2 separate regions of the Homo sapiens genome follow, and region 2 is linked to region 1. The links are chromatin loops, found by intact Hi-C in ENCODE. Cell type or tissue: PC-3. All regions are shown on one strand. Each heading gives the region's core, and the rest is flanking DNA. Links, peaks and the distances in the headings are about the cores only.

Region 1 (11,997 bases), core at 2,679-10,678:
GCAGCCAGAGAGAAAGGTCGGGTTACCCACAAAGGGAAGCCCATCAGACTAATAGCTAATCTCTTGGCAGAAACTCTACAAGCCAGAAGAGAGTGGGGGCCACTATTCAACATCCTTAAAGAAAAGAATTTTCACCCCAGAATTTCACATCCAGCCAAATTAAGCTTCATAAGTGAAGGAGAAATAAAACACTTTACAGACAAGCAAATGCTGAGAGATTGTCACCGCCAGGCCTGCCCTAAAAGAGCTCCTGAAGGACGCATTAAACATGGAAAGGAACAACCAGTACCAGCCACTGCAAAAACATGCCAAATTGTAAAGACCATCGAGGCTAGGAAGAAACTGCGTCAACTAACGAGCAAAATAGCCAGCTACCATCATAATGACAGGATCAAATCCACACATAACAATACTAACCTTAAATGTAAATGGGCTAAATGCTCCAATTAAAAGACACAGACTGGCAAATTGGATAAAGAGTCAAGACCCATCAGTGTGCTGTATTCAGGAATGCTGTATTCAGATGCTGCACCCATCTCACGTGTAGAGACACACATAGGCTCAAAATAAGGGGATGGAGGAAGATCTACCAAGCAAATGGAAAACAAAAAAAGGCAGGTGTTGCAATCCTAGTCTCTGATAAAACAGACTTTAAACCAACAAAGATCAAAAGAGACAAAGAAGGCCATTACATAATGGTAAAGGGATCAATTCAACAAGAAGAGCTAACTATCCTAAATATATATGCACCCAATACAGGAGCACCCAGATTCATAAAGCAAGTCCTTAGTGACCTACAAAGAGACTTAGACTTAGACTCCCACACAATAATAACGGGAGACTTTAACACCCCACTGTCAACATTAGACAGATCAACGAGACAGAAAGTTAACAAGGATATCCAGGAATTGAACTCAGCTCTGCACCAAGCAGACCTAATAGACATCTACAGAACTCTCCACCCCAAATCAACAGAATATACATTCTTCTCAGCACCACACCACACTTATTCCAAAATTGACCACATAGTTGGAAGTAAAGCACTCCTCAGCAAATGTAAAAGAACAGAAATTATAACAAATTGTCTCTCAGACCACAGTGCAATCAAACTAGAACTCAGGATTAAGAAACTCACTCAAAACCGCCCAACTACATGGAAACTGAACAACCTGCTCCTGAATGACTACTGGGTACATAATGAAATGAAGGAAGAAATAAAGATGTTCTTTGAAACCAATGAGAACAAAGACACAGCATACCAGAATCTCTGGGACACATTCAAAGCAGTGTGTAGAGGGAAATTTATAGCACTAAATGCCCACAAGAGAAAGCAGGAAAGATCTAAAATTGACATCCTAACATCACAATTAAAATAACTAGAGAAGCAACAGCAAACACATTCAAAAGCTAGCAGAAGGCAAGAAATAACTAAGATCAGAGCAGAACTGAAGGAAATAGAGACACAAAAAAACCCTTCAAAAAATCAATGAATCCAGGAGCTGGTTTTTTGAAAAGATCAACAAAATTGATAGACTGCTAGCAAGATTAATGAAGAAGAAAAGAGAGAAGAATCAAATAGACTCAATAAAAAATGATGAAGGGGATATCACCACCGATCTCACAGAAATACAAACTACCATCAGAGAATACTATAAACACCTCTACGCAAATAAACTAGAAAATCTAGAAGAAATGGATAAATTCCTCAACACATACACCCTCCCAAGACTAAACCAGGAAGAACTTGAATCTCTGAATAGACCAATAACAGACTCTGAAATTGAGGCAATAATTAATAGCTTACCAACCAAAAAAAGTCCAGGACCAGATGGATTCACAGCTGAATTCTACCAGAGGTACAAGGAGGAGCTGGTACCATTCCTTCTGAAACTATTCCAATCAATAGAAAAAGAGGGAATCCTCCCTAACTCATTTTATGAGGCCAGCATCATCCTGATACCAAAGCCTGGCAGAGACACAACAACAAAAGAGAATTTTAGACCAATATCCCTGATGAACATCGATGCAAAAATCCTCAGTAAAACACTGGCAAACCGAATCCAGCAACACATCAAAAACTTATCCACCATGATCAAGTGGGCTTCATCCCTGGGATGCAAGGCTGGTTCAACATATGCAAATCAATAAACATAATCCAGCATATAAACAGAACCAATGACAAAAACCATATGAGTATCTCAATAGATGCAGAAAAGGCCTTTGACAAAATTCAACAACCCTTCATGCTAAAAACTCTCAATAAATTAGGTATTGATGGGACGTATCTCAAAACAATAAGAGCTATCTATGACAGACCCACAGCCAATATCATACTGAATGGGCAAAAACTGGAAGGATTCCCTTTGAAAACTGGCACAAGAGAGGGATGCCCTCTCTCACCACTCCTATTCAACATAGTGTTGGAAGTTCTGGCCAGGGCAATCAGGCAGGAGAAGGAAATAAAGGGTATTCAATGAGGAAAAGAGGAAGTCAAATTGTCCCTGTTTGCAGATGACATGATTGTATATCTGGAAAACCCTATTGTCTCAGCCCAAAATCTCCTTAATCTGATAGGCAACTTCAGCAACGTCTCAGGATACAAAATCAATGTGCAAAAATCACAAGCATTCTTATACACCAAAAACAGACAAACAGAGAGCCAAATCATGAGTGAATTCCCATTCACAACTGCTTCAAAGAGAATAAAATATCTAGGAATCCAACTTACAAGGGATGTGAAGGACCTCTTTAAGGAGAACTACAAACCACTCCTCAATGAAATAAAAAAGGATACAAACAAATGGAAGAACATTCCATGCTCATCAGTAGGAAGAATCAATATCATGAAAATGGCCATACTGCCCAAGGTAATTTATAGATTCAATGCCATCCCCATCAAGCTACCAATGACTTTCTTCACAGAATTGGAAAAAACTACTTTAAAGTTCATATGGAACCAAAAAAAAGCCCGCATTGCCAAGTCAATCCTAAGCCAAAAGAACAAAGCTGGAGACATCACGCTACCTGACTTCAAACTATACTACAAGGCTACAGTAACCAAAACAGCATGGTACTGGTACCAAAACAGAGATATAGATCAATGGAACAGAACAGAGCCCTCAGAAATAATGCTGCATATCTACAACCATCTGATCTTTGACAAACCTGACAAAAACAAGAAACGGGGAAACGATTCCCTATTTAACAAATGATGCTGGCAAAACTGGCTAGCCATATATAGAAAGCTGAAACTGGATCCCTTCCTTATACCTTATACAAAAATTAATTCAAGATGGATTAAAGACTTAAATGTTAGACCTAAAACCGTAAAAACCCTAGAAGAAAACCTAGGCAATACCATTCAGGACATAGGCGTGGGCAAAGACTTCATGTCTAAAACACCAAAAGCAATAGCAACAAAAGCCAAAATTGACAAATGGGATCTAATTAAACTAAAGAGCTTCTGCACAGCAAAAGAAACTACCATCAGAGTGAACAGGCAACCTACAGAATGGGAGAAAATTTTTGCAATCTACTCATCTGACAAAGGGCGAATATCCAGAATCTACAACGAACTCACACAAATTTACAAGAAAAAAACAACCCCATCAAAAAGTGGGTGAAGGATATGAATAGACACTTCTCAAAAGAAGACATTTATGCAGCCAACAGACACATGAAAAAATGCTCATCATCACTGGCCATCAGAGAAATGCAAATCAAAACCACAGTGAGATACCATCTCACACCAGTTAGAATGGCGATCATTAAAAAGTCAGGAAACAACAGGTGCTGGAGAGGATGTGGAGAAATAGGAACACTTACACTGTTGGTGGGACTGTAAACTAGTTCAACCATCGTGGAAGTCAGTGTGGCAATTCCTCAGGGATCTAGAACTAGAAATACCATTTGACCCAGCCATCCCATTACTGGGTATATACCCAAAGGATTATAAATCATGCTGCTATAAAGACACATGCACACGTATGTTTATTGCGGCACTATTCACAATAGCAAAGACTTGGAACCAACCCAAATGTCCAACAATAACAGAATGGATTAAGAAAATGTGGCACATATACACCATGGAATACTATGCAGCCATAAAAAAATGATGAGTTCATGTCCTTTGTAGGGACATGGATGAAGCTGGAAACCATCATTCTCAGCAAACTATCGCAAGGACAAAAAACCAAACACCGCATGTTCTCACTCATAGGTGGGAATTGAACAATGAGAACACGTGGACACAGGAAGGGGAACATCACACACTGGGGCCTATTGTGGGGTGGGGGGAGGGGGGAGGGATAGCATTTGGAGATATACCTAATGTTAAATGATGAGTTACTGGGTGCAACAAACCAACATGGCACATGTATACATATGTAACAAACCTGCACGTTGTGCACGTGTACCCTAAAACTTAAAGTATAATAAAAAAATTCATTGCAGATCTAGTATGTGCCAGATTAGTCCTTCTCAAAGCCTGGTTCCTGGACAGATTGCACCAACATCCCCCGAGATGCAAATTAGAAGTGCAAATAAATTATTGAGCCACACCACGGTCCTACAGCTTGAGAAACTTGAGGTGGGGCCCAGCAACTCATATTTTAATAAATCCTCAGGTGATGCTGATGCACACTAAAACCACCGTGCTAAGTGTTTTACATTAATAATCTCATTCAATTCCATACAAGCCTAAAGAGGTGGGAAGTATAATAATATCCCTGATTTACAGATGACAAACATGGGGTTTGGAGAGGTTAGTGGCCTGCTCCAGGTCCTCACCTGGTAAGGGAGCCCCAGGTCTGTGTAACCCACACCACTGCCCTCTCCCCTCACTACCTTGATGCCTCCCAGAAGTGAGATGCTTTTGTTCCAAGAGGGCTTCCTGTAGGCAGATGTGGGAGCAGGAGTCACTGGTGACACTGGAGCATTCTCCTGGGCTGATGGGTAGAATAGACAGCTATTTTTACTAGGTTTGCAAGACCAGCTGGATTGTTATCATCTATGAAACTAGGCAAACATCTAGCACTAGGACTGTCCCATTCTCGGGCTGGAGCTAAGAAGACATCGCTACTAGTTTGCAATATTCCCAGGGCACCTACCATCTGCTAAGCATGAGCTTCCGCAACATTGAGACCTGTTGTAACCACTGACAATGATGTCGCCTTCAAGGATGGATTAAGTTCCTACTACTTGAAGGCACTGTGCTAGAGGCTTTACAATATATTCTTCTCCTGGTGTTATTATGCCCTTTAACAGATAAAACCGTTGAGGCTCAGAGAGACGCGGGGACAACAGCTCTTACGCAACGGGGCAGGGTTCTGGCCTGCATACTCTAAGGATGATTTCTTCCATTATGCTATCGTTTGAGAAGACAGGAGGGAGTAGGGGAGAACGGTGGGGGCTCCCAGCAAAAGGACAAGACCCTCAGGGCCTGGGGTAGAACTGGAAGCCCACTCTTGACAATCAGTCCTTACCCAGGAGCACAGAGTCAGGGAAATCTGGTCCCAGCACCCATGCCCCCTTCCCCTCCTGGCTCCCTGACGCAGGAGAAAGCCCCCTGGGACTCACTGCGGGCCGGCGGGCACCTGTCACTGATGGGAAGAGCTCCTGTTTCCTTGCCTTGTGCCAAGAGGGCCCAAGGCAGACCTGCCAGCAGCCACGAGATGGCGCTGCGATCCAGGCGACTCCGGGCCCTGCAGCCACCCTCCCCGAGGCTGCCCCGCGGAGGACCCAAGCGGTCGTGGAGGACGCTCTCCCACTCCCCAGCTTCCCTCTTCCCTCCCTCCTCCTTCCTCGCCCCCTGGCCCTGCGAAGAGTGGAGGCCGCATCAGGGAGCCCTAGGCCCAAGGGCGGGCTAGGACTCCCCAGTGACTCCCAGGCAGCCCGGGGACAGCTGCTTCTCCCCTCCCCTGCCCTCCCTTCCTCTTTCCCTGGGCTCCTCCCCAGCCGGGCCAGCCAGTCCTGGGCCACTGCGCTCCCACAGCACAACTGAAGCAGGATCGCAACTCGCAGACTTAACGACTGCACAACTAAACATCAAAAATGAACTCTTCGTTAGAAGACATCCCTCTGCTTGAAAACGTAGCCGTCGAAGTTCCCTCTATGTGTCAAAAATAAGTTATGCGTAGGAGCCAGAGTCCCGTGCCTGGTGTCACCTCTCTTTCCCAAAATCCTCTCCCATCAAGAAAACCATGCATGTGCGTGGGTCCGCGCGCGCGCACTTGGAGAGGTAGAATTTTGAGTTGAAAATCTGAATCTACCATGAAAAATTGTGTGACACCAAGCAAGTGTTTTAAGACTCTTTGAGCCTCAATTTTCTCATCCATAAAGTGGAAATAATACCAGTAATCACTTCATGGGCTGTTGGAAAAATTAAATACATCTAAACCATTTACAGGTGCTTTAACACATAGTAAGTACTCAGTAAATATTATTTCTTTTCCTCTGACACTTATGGTGTGTGTCCATCATTTGGCATTCAATGCAGGCAGCCTTGCGTTTTTGGCTAATTTCTCCTATAGGACATCCCACCCCCAAGGGCCGTGTCTTGCATATCTGTATGTTCAGGAGCACCCAGCACAGACTCTCGCCTGGTGCATAGTAATTAGAGTGGGCCATAGTGACCACCAAAAACCACCGCCTCTGGCTTCAATTCTGCCTCCCTCCTGTCTTCTCTCAGGTGCTGGCTTCATGCACAACCCTGCTAGCGCAGCTACCTAGTGTCCTCTCCTCCACTTCTCTGCTTTGGGGCGGGTGGTGCCCAGCTTTCAGTGGTGAGACCTGTAGCCTTTTGCTCTCTGCTAGGCCAGGGAGCCCCTTCTGAGAGGGTAAGGGGGGCCAGGGTGGAAGGGGCATGGTTCTTGTTTTGTGTCCTGGAGAGAGTGTGCTCCATATAAAGCCTGCTTGAGCAGAGGAGAAGAAGCCGGCCCCGGCACCTTAGCCTTGACCCAGGTTCGTATGGTGTGGAGCCCTTGCTTCTGCTGTGATCGGGCCCAAAAGGTTAACAAGTCAGTTTGTAGAGGTCTGTGTCTGGGAGTTCTTTGGGGTTTTTATTTGTGTCTTTCCTGACTTTTCTATCTCTGAGAGTCAAGTCTTTCTTCCACATCTCTGTCTTGCACTGCAGTTCCCCAGTGCGCAATCATTCCATGTGTGTTGACGGACTGCAGGGCACATTGGCTCTGAAGGCTTTACCAAGCTGGCTCTCAGTCATATATATATTTTTTTAATTTTTGAGACAGGGTCTCACTCTGTTGCCCAGGCTGGAGTGCAGTGGCACAATCATGGCTCATAGCAGGCTCGAACTCTGGGGTTCAAGCGATCCTCCCACCTCAGTCTTCTGAGTAGTTGGGACTACAGGTGCCTGCCACCACACCTGGCTAATTTTTATTTTATATTTTAGAGATGGGGATCTCATCATGTTGCCTGGAGCTGATCTCAAACTCCTGTGCTCAATCAATCCTCCCTCCTAGGCCTCCCAAAGCGCTGGGATTGCAGGAGTGAGCCAACAAACCTGGCCTCAATCAGGTCTTTAACCGTCCAATTTATTCAATTCTGCCAGAGGGCCCCCTGCTGAAGCTGTTCACAGATTGCTCTGATATCATTAAAAAGCTAACCACATATGCAAATGAAGTGTTGGAGGTGTGAGGGTGGCTTGGGGTAGACAGTGCTTCTGGTTCATCTAGGAAGGCTTCCTGGTGGGGGAAGGGGAGGGGCTGAAGTTGTCATTGAAAAGGATGGAGTTTGATACAATGAGGGGGGTGGTGTGGTTTTAGGCCATAACCCTCCCTTTCCTGGGGCAGGTCCTCACATGAGTCATTCCAGAGTTCCCTTGCTGGTCAGTGGGAACATTCTAGTGTGTGACATCTCCCTGGCAACAAGCTGAGTTCCTGGAAAACAACAATCACAGAGAGACAGTCCACCACCTCTACCCTCTTAACTCTTCCTTAGAAATCCTACTGTCTGCAGCTGGGAATGAATGGAATGAAGGTCAAGGATGAAGTAATAACCAAATATTGGGTTTTGGGTGCCCTGGTAACTGTCCGGTTTCCAGTTAGGGTTCCTGGGTGACATCTTCCTTCTGGGGGAAGACAGAGTCAAATGAGAAACGTGAGTTGAGCCCAGGGGAAAGGATCATCCGGGAGATGCCTGAGGGGCTCCAGGGCATCGTAATCTCTTGCTCAGCTGGCAGAGTGGGGCTGACACGGCCAGCTGCTCTCTGGAGTCCTCGGCCTTCCTGTTTCCCCCTGAGGACTTTGAGTGGGGAATCTAAACCATATGTCTCTGATTCATTTACTGTGAACTCATCAAGTTGCTGTTTGGCAAGAGTCCTTGGATGTCTCGGAAGAGCTTTTGGTTTGGTTTCATTTGTTCTTTCTAGTGCTTTTCCTTTGAAATAGGAAGTTTATGTTTGCCAAAAATAAGTTGAAAAGCTAGATTTGATATTGGATCAGAGCATAAAAAGAAATCAAGAAGATATTATCCTTTGTGTTTCCCTATTTTTAACTTCGCAATGCAGGCAAGTCATAGCTGACATTTAATTCTGCGAATTGGGTGCTATCATTATCCCCATTTTACAAATGAGAAAACTAAAGCCTAGAGTGGTTAAGTAAATTGCCCAAGTCCACATAGCTAGTAAAGTGGCAGCTTTATATACGTGCACAGTAGCATCACCAAGGGCCTATCTTGCTTTTAGGGGCCTATGTAAATATTTTAATTTCTTTTAAAATCAGAAAAAATGAACTTGATGTTGAAAGAGAATTTAATGTATTTGTCTTTCTACCAACACAGTCATATAAAGTTTAACCCTTTCAGAAGCAGCACCATCTTGAGTACCAGGGAGAATGAGAGAGAGAATGGAAGGAGCAGTGGTTGGGTGTCCACTGTGCTCGGCGGGGCTGACCACTGTGTGAAAGTGGCCCAGATGCCACGTCAGCCCCCTCACTGAGGGGACTAAGCCCACACCCTAAGATAGAGAAGACTGTATTTAATAAAGTGCCACTGGGCTTTGACTAGGTAGATCACACGAGGCTTCACGAAGGAGCTGGGATTTGAGAAGAGGGTTAAACATGAAAGGATGGGAAAGTAGAGACAATTTGAGGAATGGAGAATTCCCTGTATGGGGGGAGACTGGGGGTAGCTGATGTAGAGGTTGTGTTAATTATTAGTTAAAACTCGGTTTCTAAACTACTTTTGAATTGTATTTTGTTTGTATTTCACTTTGAAGATCTGCATCTAGCTGTTATTTGTTTTCATTCTGTCAGTGATAATTAAAGCTCAATTGTTACTTAAACTCACAAATGATTATCTTCTGTAATAGAAAGGTAAACAGGACTTTTGTTTTTGTTCATTTTGTTATTTCCTGTTAGAGGTTAACTAATATTCATTCTTTAGCAGTTTATGTCTATATAGCAGACATAGATGTAGCAGGTATAGATATTGCTGTTTAGCAGCAATAATTAGGAAATTGTCCAAAAGGTCATAGGAAACCATCTCACTTCCTTATTTTTGCACCAAAATGACATACCAAACATTGCAGTGTGATTTCCATGGAAAGGACTCATGGTTTACAAACAGTGCCCCTCAGAGACAGGACTTGGTAAAGACACCTTGGGGGACAAGGGGGTAGGCAAGGCGGGCAGGGAGTGGCCGGGGGGTAAGCAGCAAGTGGGTGCTGAGGTCCTTTTCCCTGCTTTAACCTGATCAGGCTGTTTACATATGGTAGGGTTTCTAGAAAAGATTTCATTTTTTAAAAGGGGGATCCTCTGAAAAAAATGAATTTGAAAACCACTGCTATAAAAACTTTAAGAAAGTTAAAATCTCTAGGAACTAGGTGGTTTATTTCTTTATTCTCTGCCTATTCCAGGAATAACCTAAGATGGCTTATCAAATATTAATACATATCATTCAGCAAGTTTTGTTAAGCAAAGCAGAAATGGAAAGAAGGAAAAATAATGATAGAGACGTCAGACATCCCCAGGGCAAGGTTCATGCACCAATGTACCCGAGGAGGAGCAGGCCAGCAGGGCTGGGCGGCACAGGCTGCAGCTGGCAGGCCTGGTTCACAGAAGGGTCATGCAGACGCAAGCCATCCTCCCTCTGCAGGATGAGGCGATGGTGGCCTGGGCAGAGCCCTGAGATCCTGTGGAAGCTCCTAGGATATTAGTGAGAGTCCTTGGGAGGTTTGTTTGACTTTGCACAAGCGCGTCGTTCTCCATCCCAGCCACCATCTTTGTCCTTTCCTTCCTTAAAGACGCATAAACCATGGCAAGTGGAGGTCTCTGCCTGCCCACCCGGCTGTCCTCAGTCCTCTGGCCACACACCCTTCACACCCTAGTCACCCCCCAATCAAAAATGATCAAAAGCCAAATTTGATCATTTGTCTTGGGTTTACTCTGGGCCAGGTACAATTCCAAGTACTTCATACATTCAGTCCTCCATGTCTGTGGGTTCAACCAACAGTGGATAGAAAATATTTTTAAAAAACCAAACATCTGTACTGAATATCTACATTTTTTTCTTGTCATTATTCCCTAAACAATAAAGTATAACAACTATTTACATAGCATTTACATTGTATTAGGAATTATAAGTAATCCGGAGTTGATTTAAAGTATACAGGAGGATGTGCATAAGTCAATGTAAATACTAAGCCATTTTATGTCAGGGACTTGAGCGTCTTTGGATTTTGATGTCCATGAAGACTGCTAGGTAAATTACTGTGTGGTTTCTCCCTGAGTCATCAGCGCAGGGATGAGGTTGGAGGAGCGAGGTTTTCCTGCCAGTATTTGGGTTCTCTTTACCCGAAGAAACCAATCCCCGGAAGATACTGAGAGACAACTGTATGTGTTAACACTTTTGATTCACACAACATCCCTATGAGGTGGGTAATATTATCATCCCCATTTAACAGATCAAGAAACCGAGGCACAAAGAGGTTAAACAACTTGCTCAAAGTCATACATCTGGTGACAGAGCCGAGATTTGAAAGCAGTTTGGTTCTGCGCTCTTTCTACTCTACCGTGGAGCCCCAATTTCCCAACTCATTACAACCTGCTGGTTGCAGAGTGGGACGTTATGCTGTCCCTGAGGCTGAAGTCCCAGGTTTTACCCTCAAGTGAGCTACTCAGTCACACCTTGGCCTGTCCTGTTTGGGGGCCACAGATGGCACCTTGCAGTCTGTCCAGCCATTTGTTGATATTGCAGATCCCAAAGAGAACCCAAGGTTGGAAGGAGTAAGGGAGCTCAAGGCAGGCTTTTCTCACAAAGGAAAAGGCAGCAAAGAAGTAGGATATGCAAGACAGGATCTTGGTTGCTCCATGGTTTCATCTTATCAATAATAATTGATGTTATGACAGATACCACTTAGAGCCAGACACTGTTCTAGGCATTTTACATTCATGATCTTATTTAATCCTCAAAGCAACTGAGCAAGGTAGGTATTATTAGTCTCACTGTACCAGGAGGAAATTGAGACCTAGAGGCCACAGTGAATTCATCTCTGCTTTTCCCCAGGCCATAGCACCCAAGTTTTCTACGTGGTCACCACCCTTGTGCCCTCTACACCCATTTGCACAGAAGCTGCTTCATGAGGGTTCTCAGGATCTGTATTTGCTTCTGCTCCTGCCTGTCAGTTCCTCAAAAGCCAAGGCTGTGCTCACTAGTTCTCTTCACGTCCTTCCTCTCTAACTCCAAGAGCCCCACAGAAAGCTCTTCGTAAGGTAGGCTCTGGTTCGATGCTGCAACTTCACAGCTAGGATGACATCAGCAGCTGGCACCGCTGGTGGAAATGCAGAAATGAGGAAACAGCCAAAAACAGAGTTCCCCGATCCTTCTTCACCCCCGACAACTCCTTACTTGCATATATATGCATAAAGGATGAGTCTGCCTAAACACCTTAGAAAAATGCCTACCCTTGAGCGTCCAAGCCTCAGCTGTGTAAATCGTCATGCAAATGAGGCAGCAGCTGTGGGCCTGGTTGCCAGAGCCATT
Region 2 (11,997 bases), core at 2,906-10,905, 52 kb after region 1:
TCTGGTCATTAATTTTGTGTGTATCCTTCCAGATTTTATAATATGTATATACATACTCCTCATTTACAAATCTGTCTCCTCCTCCTAGATTACAAACCATATGAGGACAAAGGCAATGTCTTCATTATGCTGGCCCCTCCCAACTCAGTGCTAGCTGTAGTAATAACCAGCACTAGAAATGATGCATTGAAGCGCAGACAATTGAAGAAACTTGCCCACGTTACCCAGAGAAGTGACTGGGCTGGGATTCAAACTCAGGCAGAGCATGCACTTAATACAATTTTAATTGGTCAATAATGAATAAATAGTCATGTTGCAGCAAGTGACATTTGGATTAGATAGAAGAGTTACCCCAAAAAGAGGTCCAGCACATACTATCAAAGTACACATGAGAATGTTTAATGACTTCTACGTGCATCATGGTGGCATACTTCATTCAAAAATTAAGAAAGTATTATTACCATTATTTTTGAGACAGAGTCTTGCTCTGTTGCCCAGGCTAGAGTGCAGTGGTGGGATCTTTGCTCACTGCAGCCTCCGCCTCCCAGGTTCAATCGATTCTTGTACCTCAGCCTCGTGAGTAGCTGGGATTACAGGGGTGCGCCACCACTCCCGGCTAATTTTTGTATTTTTGGTAGAGACGGGGTTTTGCCATGTTGGCCAGGCTGGTCTCTAACTCCTGGCCTCAAGAGATCCACCCACCTTGGCCTCCCAAAGTGCTGAGATTACAGGCGTGAGCCACCACAACCAACAATAACTTATTTTTTCTTATTTTCCCCAATTTTGTTTCTAAGGGAGAGGCGCCTAGCAAAAATGTGTTTTTGCTAAAATCATGTAATGCTGGTTTCTACTGAAGCCCTAAATGATGCCACACCATAGGAATTCTAGTAGTGTAGTATCTGAAGAGATTGCTCATTATCCTGTTTTAAACCATGAATAAGATATGTGCCATTTGTGACGTACTTAAAAAAATAATTTCACTCATTTCCTGTAGGACCTACTACCACCTACAACTGATTTGCATTTTCTTGGATCCATTTCCAACTTCTTGTGCCTGGCACAGAGCTGTGCTCACAATCCTGGTCACACATCTGCTGAATGAATAAACCACAAATGACTTCTACTGACAGCAGTGGATTTCCTTAGAAAGACACTAACAACTTTGGTAGTTCCCCTAACACTCAAAGTGGATGCCTGGGGCTGTTTCAAGAAATCTCTTTTCTTTCTTAACAATAGCCCATGCTCTTTGATAGTTTAGGGCAGAAAGAGCCTTAGGCCAGTGGTTCACGCTTGTAATCCCAGCACTTTTAGGGGCTCAGGCAGGAGGATTGCTTGAGCCCAGTGGTTTGTGATCAGCCGTGCAACATGGTGAGACCCCATCTCTATGAAAAATGGCACACACCTGTAATCTCAGCTACTTGGGAGGCTGAGGCAGGAGATTGCTTGAGCCCAGGAGTTGGAGGAAATGATCATGCCACTGCACTCCAGCCTGGGCAACAGAGACTGTCTCAGGAAAAAAAAAAAAATTAGCATCTCAGTCTTCTTTTCAAAAAAGCAGAGCCAGTTTGTTATTTCCCTCCAATAGACCTCACGTAGGCAAAATTGGATTAACCTTTATCCTTGGTTCCTGCTACTCTGACATTGTTGTTTCATGAATATACTTCTTGTGTTTATTTATTACTCATTTGTTTGTTAATAATATAACAGACATCTCTAAACTCATCACCTAATCCAAGAACCAGAACACTGACAATCCCTTTTATTTACCTCTGTTCTCTTCACTATTCCAGCCCCTTTCTCCCCCATCTGTCTATCCTAAATTTTGTGTTTATAGTTTTGTCACATTTTAAAAATTAAACTTTTTTATTTTGACATATTTGTAGACTCTCTTGCAGTGAAATCCCATGTGCCCTATACTCAGTTTCCCCCAATGGTAAAATCTTGCAAACCTATGTTCTGTATGATATGACAATCAGAAAGGATATTTACATTGATACAGCCAAGACACAAAACGTTTCCATCACCACGAGGATCTCTCCTGTTGCCCTTTCTTAGTCGCAACCACTTCTTGCTCATGCTTTGCCCACCCGCTCCTTTACCCCTGGTGACCACAAATCTGTTCTCCATTTCTGTAATTTGGTCATTTCAAGAACATTATATAAATGTAATCCTACAGCACATAACCTTTTGAGATTGGCTTTTCTTCACAATTCTCTGAGGATTTCATGGAAGTTGTTGCCTGTATCAATAGTTTGCTCCTTTTTTGTTGCTGAGTAGTATTCCATATACGGCAGGGATGTACCACAGTGTGTTTAACCTTGTCAAGGACATCTGGGCTGTTTTCTAGTTCTTGGCTATTACAAATAAAACTGCTATAAACATTTGTGTATCTGGGCATGGTGGCTCATGCTTGTAAGTGCCAGCACTCTGGGAGGCCAAGGCAGGAAGATTTCATCAGCTCAGGAGCTCTAGACCAGCCTGGGCAATATAGTGAGACCTTGTCTCTAATAAATAAATAGATAAATTAGCCACGCACGGTGGTGCATGTCTGTAGACCCAGCTACTCAGGAGGCTGAGGCAGAAGGATTGCTTGATCCTAGGAGGTGGAGGTTTCAGTGAGCCATGATCATACCACTGCACTTCAGCCTGGGCAACACGGTGAGACTCTGTCTCAAAAAAAAATTGGGTACAGAGTTTTGTGTAAACATAAGTCTTCATTTCTTTGGGATAAATGCCCAAGAGTGCAATTGCTGGGACACTTGGTAGTTGAACATTTAGTTTTCTAAGAAACTGCCAATGTGTTTTCCAGAGTGGAGGTATATTTTTAATTCCCACCAGCAATATGTGAGTGATACAATTTCCCTGCATGCTCTCCAGCATTTGATATTGTCATGATTTTTTATTTTATTCATTCTGATAGGTGTGTAATGATATCTTATTATGGTTCTAAATTGCATTTTCCTATTGACTATTAATGTTGAACATCTTTTCAGGTGTTTATTTGTCATCCATATATGCCGTTTCATGAAATGTTTATGTCTTTTGTGCATTTTATAATTATGTTGCTTGCTGTTTTGCAGTTCAGAGTTCTGAGAGGCTTTTTTGTTTTTTTTCAAAGTCTCATTCTTTTGCCCAGGCTGGATTGCAGTGGTGCAATCACGGCTTGCTGTAGCCTCAATCTCCTGGGCTTATGTGATCCTCCCACCTCGGCTTCCCAAGTAGCAAGGACTATAGCTGTGTGCCACCACTCCTGGCTAATTTTGTTTTGTTTTGTTTTGTTTTTTACTTTTTGTAGAGATACAGTCTCTTTATGTTGCCCAGTCTTGAACTCCTGGGTTCAAATAATCCTCCTGCCTTGGCCTCCCAAAGTGTTGGGATTACAGGCATGAGCCACCATGCCTAGCCAAGAGTTATTTATATATTCAAGATACTAATCTTTTGTCAGATACACGGTTTGCAAATATTTTCTCCCACTTTATAGCTTGTCTTTTCATCCTTTTAACAACATCTTTCAAAAGGCAAAATCTTTAATTTTAACGAATCCAATTTATCCATTTTTAAAAATGAATGATGCTTTTGGTGTCAAGTTTAAGAACTCTTTGCTTAGCCCTAGATCCTGAAGATTTTCTCCTAGTTTTTCTAAATGCTTCAGTTATATATTTGATATTTAAGTGTGTGACCCATGTTAATTTTTCCATAAAGCGTGAGACTTAGGTGGATGTTCCTTACTTTTTTTTTTTTTTTTTTTTTGAGACAGGGTCTCACTCTGTTGCCCAGGCTGGAGTGCAGTGGTCCGATTTAGGCTCAAACTGCAACCTCCGCCTCTCGGGTTCAAGCAATTCTCATGCCTCAGCCTCCCACATAGCTGGGATTACAGGCATGCACCACCACACATGGCTAATTTTTGTTTTTTTAGTAGAGACGGGGTTTTGCCATTTTGGCCAGGCTGGTCTTGAACTCCTAGCCTCAAGGGATCTACTGCCTCAGTCTCCCAAGGTGCTGGGATTACAGGCATGAGCCACCAAACCTGGCTGGTTGTTTGTTTCTTTTACCCATGGATGCTCAATTGTTCCAGTACCATTTGTTGAAAAGACTTATCTTTCCTCCTTGAATTGCTTTTGCACCATTGACAGAACTCAGCTGGCCATATTTGTGTGAGTCTACTTCTGGGTTCTCTATTCTGTGTGGTCTTGATCTGTGTGTCTACCTCTCTGCCAATATCCCACAGTCTTCACTATAGCTATATAATAAGTCTTGAAATTGGATAGACTGAGTCTCTCTACTTTCTTCTTTTTCAAGATTGGTTTAGCTATTCTAATTCCTTTGCCTTTCCATATACATTTTAAAATAATCTTGTGTATATGTATTTTGGGATTTTACTTACTTACTGGGATTTTGATAGAAATTACATTAAATATGTGTATAAATCTGGAGCGAATTGGCCAGATTGAGTCTTCCATCCATGGACATGTTGTGTCTCTTCTTTATTTATATGTTTGACATCCTTCATCAATGTTTTGTAGCTTTCAGCAAATAAGTCCTATACATGTTTTGTTAGGTTTACACTCAACCACTTTTTGTTGAGTGATTGCAAATGGTATTGTATTTTTATTTATGTGTCCACATGTTCATTGCTAGTATAGAGAGATACAACTGATTTTTGTAGGTGTATCTTATATCCTGTGACCTTGCTAAACTCATTTGTAAGTTCTAGGAGTTTTTGGTGCATTCCTTGGGATTTTCTGTGTAGACAATCATGTCATCTGCAAATAGGACAGTTTCATTTCTTCCTTTCTGATCTATACAGTTTTTCTTTTATTTTCTTTCCTTATTTCACCAACTAGAATTTCCAGCACTATGTTGAATAAACTTCTGAGAGTGGACATTTTTGCCTCGTTCCAGATCTTAGAGGAGAAAGCATTCCATCTGTTATCATTAAGTATAATAATACTAGCTGTGGGGTTTTTGTAGCTGTCCTTTATCAAATTGAGGAAGTTCCCCTCCATTCCTACTTTTTCTGGGAATTTTTATCATGAATCATTGTTGATTTTGTTTTCAAATGCTTTTTCTGTATCAATTGATATGATCATGTGATTTTTCCTCTCTAGACTATTAATATGGTAGATTACATTGATTTTCAAAAATTTAACCAGACTTCCATTCCTGGAATACACTCTGCTTAGTTATAAATTTTTTTTCTTTTTTGTTTTGAGACAGAGTTTCGCTCTTGTTGCCCAGGCTGGAGTACAATGGCGCGATCTCGGCTCACTGCAACCTCCACCTCCCAAGTTCAAGCGATTCTCCTGCCTCAGCCTCCCGAGTAGCTGGGATTACAGGCATGCGCCACCAAGCCTGGCTAATTTTGTATTTTTTTTTTTTTTTTGGTAGAGATGGGATTTCTCTGTGTTGGTCAGGCTGGTCTCGAGCTCCCAACCTCAGGTGATCCACCCACCTCGGCCTCCCAAAGTGCTGGGATTACAGGTGTGAGCCACTGCACCTAGCGAATTTATATATATACACTGCTGAATTCTTTATATTGCTCAAATCCCTTAGCTGTAATAGGACTATTAAAATTATTTCATATTGGGTGAGTTGTGATGGTTTGTGTTTTTCAAGGAATTGGTCCATTTGATCTAAGGTGTCAAATCTATGTGTGTTTCATTGTCCTTAGTATTCTTTTATTATCCTTTTGTTATCTGCAAGTTCTCTAGTGATAGTCCCTGTTTCATTTTTGATATTAGTGTCCTTTGTCTTCTCTCTTTTTTTCCTTGTTGGTCTTGCTAGAGGTGTATCAATTTCATTGATCTTTTCAAAGAATCAGCTTTTTGTTTCAGTGGTTTGCTTTATTATTATTATTTTTTTTACCAGCGTCATTGATTTCTGCTCTTAATATTATTTTCTTATTTCTGCTTGCTTTGGGCTTATTTTGCTCTTCTTTTTTAGGTTCTTGTGGTGAAAGTTTTGAAACATTTCGTGCTATAAATTTCCCTCTTGGCACTGCTGTAGCACAAATTTTGATATATTGTGCTTTCATTTCCATTTAGTTCAAGGCATTTTATAAAAAGTTTCTTTTGAAACTTCCTATTTGACCCATGGATTATTTAGAAGAGTGTTATCTTGTTGTCCTCTTACCTTTCTGTTATTGATTTCTAGTTTCATTCCACTGTGGTCAGAGAATACACTCAGTATGATTCTAATTCTTTTAATTTATTGAGGTTTGTCTTATGGCCCAGGATATAGTCTATTTTGGTATACATTTCATGGGTACTTGTAATGAATGTATATTCTTCTGTCATTGGGTGGAGTGTTCTATAAATATAGATTTGATCCTGTTTGTTGATGATGTTGCTGAGATCTATAGACTTGCTGATTTTTTTGTCTAGTGGTTCTATCAACCATTGTCAGATTTCTTAATTTTTGCCCATCTAGGAGGTGTAAAATGTTATCTTATTGTGATCTTAATTTGCATTTCCTTGAGTTCTAGTGAGATTGGTTATCAAATTATGTTTTTATCCCTAATTGTACTTTTAAAAATATATCATTGATACTTTACCAATGATATAGCTTATGAGGTTGGTGCAAAAGTAATTGCGGTTTTTTGCCATAAAAGTAATGGCAAAAGCCACAATTACTTTATACCAACCTAATAATTATTCAAATTTATTGCTTTATTTTTCCTTGTTTTTTCCTGTTTTTGTTTTGGTTTTGGTCTTGTTTTTACATATGTAGTGACCTCTGCCAATGGATCTGAATAGAGATGGGTAATTCTCCTTGTGTATCTCTACCTGGGACAGTGCCACAAACAATTAGACACACACTTAGGTCAAAACCCTTCAATTATTCCCCATATTGTGACAAATATAATCCAAAACTTTAGGCTGACTTTTAAGTCGTATATGGCACACTTTAAATTTACCTAATCCAGCTGTGTCAATGCCTCCCTATTTCCCAGCTTAGCTTGTTCCTCCCTCCACGATTTTGGCCATGTCATTTTCTTTGAATACAGTGCTGTCAACCAAAATCCTATTTACGCTTTAAATGTGGCTCAAATGCTCCCTCTATGGAGACTTTCTTGATCATTCCAACTGGAAGTGATTGCCTTCTTCCTCTTAACAACAGATTATAGAACGTCTGTCATATAATGACTGCATGGTTTGGTATCATAATGCACACAGCTGGGAAACCACTGGGTGGTCTCAGTGATTCAGAGCAGAAGTGTCTTATTGTTTCTTTACATCTATTTTATTGACTTGTAGGTGAAGTGCCTTTCCTTTATTAATAGTCTTTTTTTTTAGATGGAATCTCACTCTGTTGCCCAGGCTGGAGTGCAGTGGTGCGATCTCAGCTCACTGCAACCTCCGCCTTCCAGGTTCAAGTGATTCTCCTGCCTCAGCCTCCTGAGTAGCTGGGATTACAGGTGTGTACCACCACGCCCTGCTAGTTTTTGTATTTTTAGTAGAGACGGGGTTTCGCCATGTTGACCAGGCTGGTGTCGAACTTCTGATAACCTCAGGTGATCTGCCTGCCTCAGCCTCCCAAAGTGCTGGGATTACAGGCGTGAGCCACTGTGCCTGGCCTCTTTTATTAATATTCTAACTCACGTAGTGAACATTGTTAAAATTCCATCTCAAATGACTATATCCACCAAAAGTGGTGTATTGGATAAACTGCCAACTTGTTCAGCAGAAATATTACTAATATGATAGATTGGAGGAATAAATTATTCAGAATGCTGATAAACTCATGCTATGAAGTGATTTCCACATACATGTCAGTTAGATGTGGGAGATGAACTACCAGTAGCAAAACAACCGACAAAATGTATTTTACTTGTGTATTTATTTATTTTAGATCCAAGGGATATGTTTGCAGGTTTGGTACATGAGTAAATTATATGATGCTGAGGTTTGGGTTTCTAAGAATCCCATCCCCCAAGTAGTGAACATAGTACATGATAGGTAGTTTTTCAACCCATTTCCCCTCCCTCCCCTACTCCTTTTGGAATCCCCAGGGTTTATTGTTCCCATATTTGTGTCCAAGTGTACCCAATGTTCATCTCCCACTTATAAGTAAGAACATGATAGTTCATTTGATTTTCGGTTTCTGCATTAAATTGCTTAGGATAAAGGCCTCCAGTTGCATCCATGTTGCTGTAAAGGATGTGATTTCATTCTTTTTCATGGCTGTATAGTAATCCGTGGTGTATATGTACCACATTTTCTTTATCCAATCCACCATTAATGGGCACTTAGGTTGATTCCATGTCTTTGCTGTTGTGAATAGTGCTGTGATAAACATATGAATACAGGTATCTTTCTGATAGAATGATTTATTTTCCTTTGGGTATATTCCCAGTAATGGATTGCTGAGTTGAATGGTAATTCTACTTTTAGTTTTTTGAGAAATCTCCAAACTGCTTTCCACGGGAACTGTACTAATTTGCATTCCCAGCAACAGTGTATAAGCATTCCCTTTTCCATGAAACCTCACTAACATCTGGTTTTTTTTTTTTTACTTTAATAACAGCCATCCTTACTGGTATGAGATGGTATCTCATTATGGTTTTGATTTGCATCTCTCTGATGATTAGTGGTGTTGAGCATTTCAAAAAATCTATTTTAAAAGTCTGACTTTTGGCCAGGTGCAGTGGCTCATGCCTGTAATCCCAGCACTTTGGGGAGGCCGAGGCAGGCGGATCACCTGAGGTCGGGAGTTTGAGACCAGCCCGACCAACATGGACAAACCCCGTTTCTACTAAAAATACAAAATTAGCCGGGCGTGGTGGCGCATGCCTGTAATCCCAGCTACTTGGGAGGCTGAGGCAGGAGAATCACTTGAACCCGGGAGGCAGAGGTTGCGGTGAGCCGAGATCACACTATTGTACTCCAGCCTGGGCAACGAGAGCAAAACTCCGTCTCAAAAAAAAAAGTCTGACTTTTATTGTGAGTCAAAGTGGGCAACACTCCACCGAATTTTGAACTTTTGTATCTTCAAGCTAGTTAGCCGATGGCAGATTTTGGAGTAATTATTGTTAGCTGATAGTTTCAGTGGTCTGCATAATATAAAGGGATTTACAAAGACTAAGTCTAAATACACCTTTATATCATTATTATTTTATTATTATTATTATTATTTACAAAGTTCCCAAGAGCTAGAATGTTATGTCATTTTTTAAAGTAAGTGATTTCAGGCAAGTTTCATACAACATATCTATATATAAAAGTAGCCATGAATTTTTATATTTTGCATGGATACAATTTTATATACCAGGCGATTCCAGACTTTATTAAAAATTGAATCATAAATTTTTAAGTCACAGAAGACTAGAAGAGATTCCTAAAAATGAAGATTCTCATTATAAAAAGGGACACCACAGAAAATTTAAAAATTCAGAAAACAGCAATAATTATTGATCATTAATAATAAATTATATATTTAATTAATACATAGTGAAAATAATTCAGTTATTGTTACCACCAATAATCCCTTTACCCAGAGGCAACTGCTGATAACATAGATCTTAGAGAGATTGTCCTAGATCTTTTTTTGGTTTGCGTCTAGGCAAGATTATACCTGAGGTTTGGTTTTTGTTTTTCTTTTAACGAAGGACTCTGCACTGCTTTCAGCGTTCCAGGACTTAACAACACGGATGATCGGCAGTTCTTTGCGTTTATTTTTGGTCCTACATGTTGTTCTTCAAACCCATTTCCTCTTGTTCTTTCCCCAACAGAGGCAGAGAAGTGTTGGCCTCGAGCTCTGCCTATGATTTTCCTGCAGAACTAAACTACCACACCTTAACCTGCTCTCCTCAGGGGTGAATCAATTCAGTGTCTTTCCTCTTGGCAGGTGAGTCTCATTCTCCAATTGTTTTGCCACTTTGGGGCATCCCCTGAGCCTTCTGAGAGGTTGAGCGCAAGGCATATTTCTTCTAACAACTAGCTCACTTTATTGACATTCACCTACCTGAAAGCAGGAAGCTGGATCAGATAACTTTGGGGACTTCCTTTCAGTTTTGACTTTATGTGCGCCCTCTCGGGACCTGGCTTAGGATTCTGCTCATGGTAAATATTTGGTAAGCCTTACTGGTTGTATGACTCATGAGTGTGGTTCCTAATAAGAGTCACAGAAAACAGTAAAAGCAGTTCCAGGAATTTGCTGCTTACTCAGTAGTGGTGGATGCAGCAGGGAAAATAATGCAGGCTTCCTGCCCATTTCCCAGCCACTTCTCCGTATATGCACCTGGTCACAAAGGGATGGTCACAAAGACCATAAGACAGACCCCAGAGACCCCAGGCAACGTGTTCCCTGGCAGGGAGTGTGTCCTGCGGATGGTGTTCCTCAAGGAGCACAGGCTTCTTAGGGGCGGCTTTCACTCAACTTGGAAGGGAGGTCTAGGTAGAGGGGTTCACTCAAGTGGACTCCTTCTCATTTCCTCGTTTCTTTCTAAGGAAGCCACTTTTAAGTGTGATGGCATTGAGACTGTGTATTGCTGCACCCCAGTGCCAGTGAACCTATGAAATACAGCCGTGCTCACTCTGTGCCTCACATGGAATCTCTCTAGAAGTAACTGGGAGGCCAGAGCAGGAGGGAGCCCAAGCAGTGGAGTGATGGGGCCAAAATGATCATCTTTTGAGAGCTCAGACTCATCAACATTCAACCTTTGCAGAGGCACTCAAGGCCTTTACTTTTGCAGAAAGTGCCTGAACTAGTCTGTCAAACACCTTCCAAAACTGGCCCTTTATTCTTTGGAAAGTTATTCACTACTCCCGTTATTCATCTTGCTCTTGTGTCTCTGACGTTTTATTTAAGCTCATACCACTTGCTCAGAACACCCCCAATCAACCTCTATCTTCTCTCATCATTCTCAGGGCTCCTGAAATTACCTCTTCCAGGAAGTCTTCCCTGACTAACAAGAACAATGAAACTTCCTGGCTTCCTTCTACACTAACCGCTCTCCTCAAATAACTTCCTTTTTGTTTTCACAGAACATAAATGCTTCAATTTATTTATTAGTTTAATGTGTGTTTTTAGACTCTCAGGAAGGATGTAATTATAGATGATGACTTCTGAGAAGTAGGATGGTGTCCAGCTTGATGTGCAAATGGCCCCAACATATCAGCAGCAAACAAAGGCTGTTGCCACAGGTGTGACTTTGCAAGTAATTGCTCAGACTTTGCCTTCAGAACCTGTTCTATATTTCCAGTGGTGCTGCTTATATGTGCAGCATTAGCCAGATTCTTCAGTAGTATTCATTCAACAAATGCTTATTGAGAGCCTTTTATGAGCCAAGTACTGTTAGGTACTGGAGATGTAGTGCCCATTGAATTTTTCTTTGAGAAATTTTATTTTTACCAAGCTCCCAAGAGGTAGAACTTTATGTCATTTTTAAAGTAAGTGATTTCAGGCAAGTTTCATAAAACAAATCTATATATAAAAGTCACCCAGGCTGCAGTGATCTCAGCTCACTGCAACCTCCACTCCCCACCACTCCCCCACCCCGCCTGCCAGCTCAAGTGATCCTCCCACCTCAGCCTCCCAAGTGGCTGGGACCACAGGCGTACACCACCACACCCAGCCTTTTTTTTTTTTTTTTTTTTTTTTTTAGTAGAAATTGGGTCTCACCATGTTGCCCAGGCTGGTCTCAAACACCTGAGCTCAAGTTATCCACCCACCTCAGCCTCCCAAAGTGCTAGGATTACAGGCATGAGACACTGTGCCTGGCTGAAATTTTTAAGATTATTGTGGTGGACCACCAATTTGGTGGCCCACACTGAACTATTTCTCTAAGTATTTATACCCTTGTGTAGTCTCCTATCCCTCTTGATTTTGAGCTGGGCTGTGATCTGCTTTAATTAACAGGATATAGTAGAAGTGGTGTTGTGCCAATTCCAGGTGTAAGGCCACGAAGAGCTGGCAGTTTCTGCTTTTGTGGTTTTGAGATCCCTTAGCTACCATGAGCAAAGACCTGCTACTCTGCTGGAGAAACTGTGTGGAGAG

Evidence for each region. A loop is a pair of places that touch in the nucleus more often than their neighbours do. Peaks named below come from ENCODE experiments on the same cell type or tissue, not always from the same donor. Only the 100,000 strongest peaks of a DNase experiment are listed, where the experiment ranks them.
Region 2: it touches region 1 in a loop (11-fold over the local background); 16 of 110 quality-filtered maps call a loop at or near these places.

Annotation. Positions count from the first base shown.
Region 1 is chr1:212,659,742-212,671,738 of GRCh38, forward strand. It overlaps LINC02773 (long intergenic non-protein coding RNA 2773), which reads right to left and starts at 5,904. Exons shown (of 4, transcript NR_183483.1): 1 at 5,578-5,904; 2 at 4,846-4,946. RefSeq lists silencers at 5,659-5,968, 7,524-7,743, 11,826-11,997 and an enhancer at 11,891-11,997. In PC-3, for the core only: CTCF peaks have their summits at 5,684 (motif pointing right) and 9,584; DNase peaks (open chromatin) are centred at 5,670, 5,940, 7,860 and 8,260; H3K4me3 peaks cover 1,803 bases; H3K27ac peaks cover 2,331 bases.
Region 2 is chr1:212,711,634-212,723,630 of GRCh38, forward strand. No RefSeq gene overlaps it. Among named protein-coding and RNA genes, the nearest start is that of BATF3, 18 kb to the left of the region's middle. RefSeq lists an enhancer at 912-1,465. In PC-3, for the core only: a CTCF peak has its summit at 7,046; DNase peaks (open chromatin) are centred at 7,058 and 10,048; H3K4me3 peaks cover 934 bases; H3K27ac peaks cover 1,232 bases.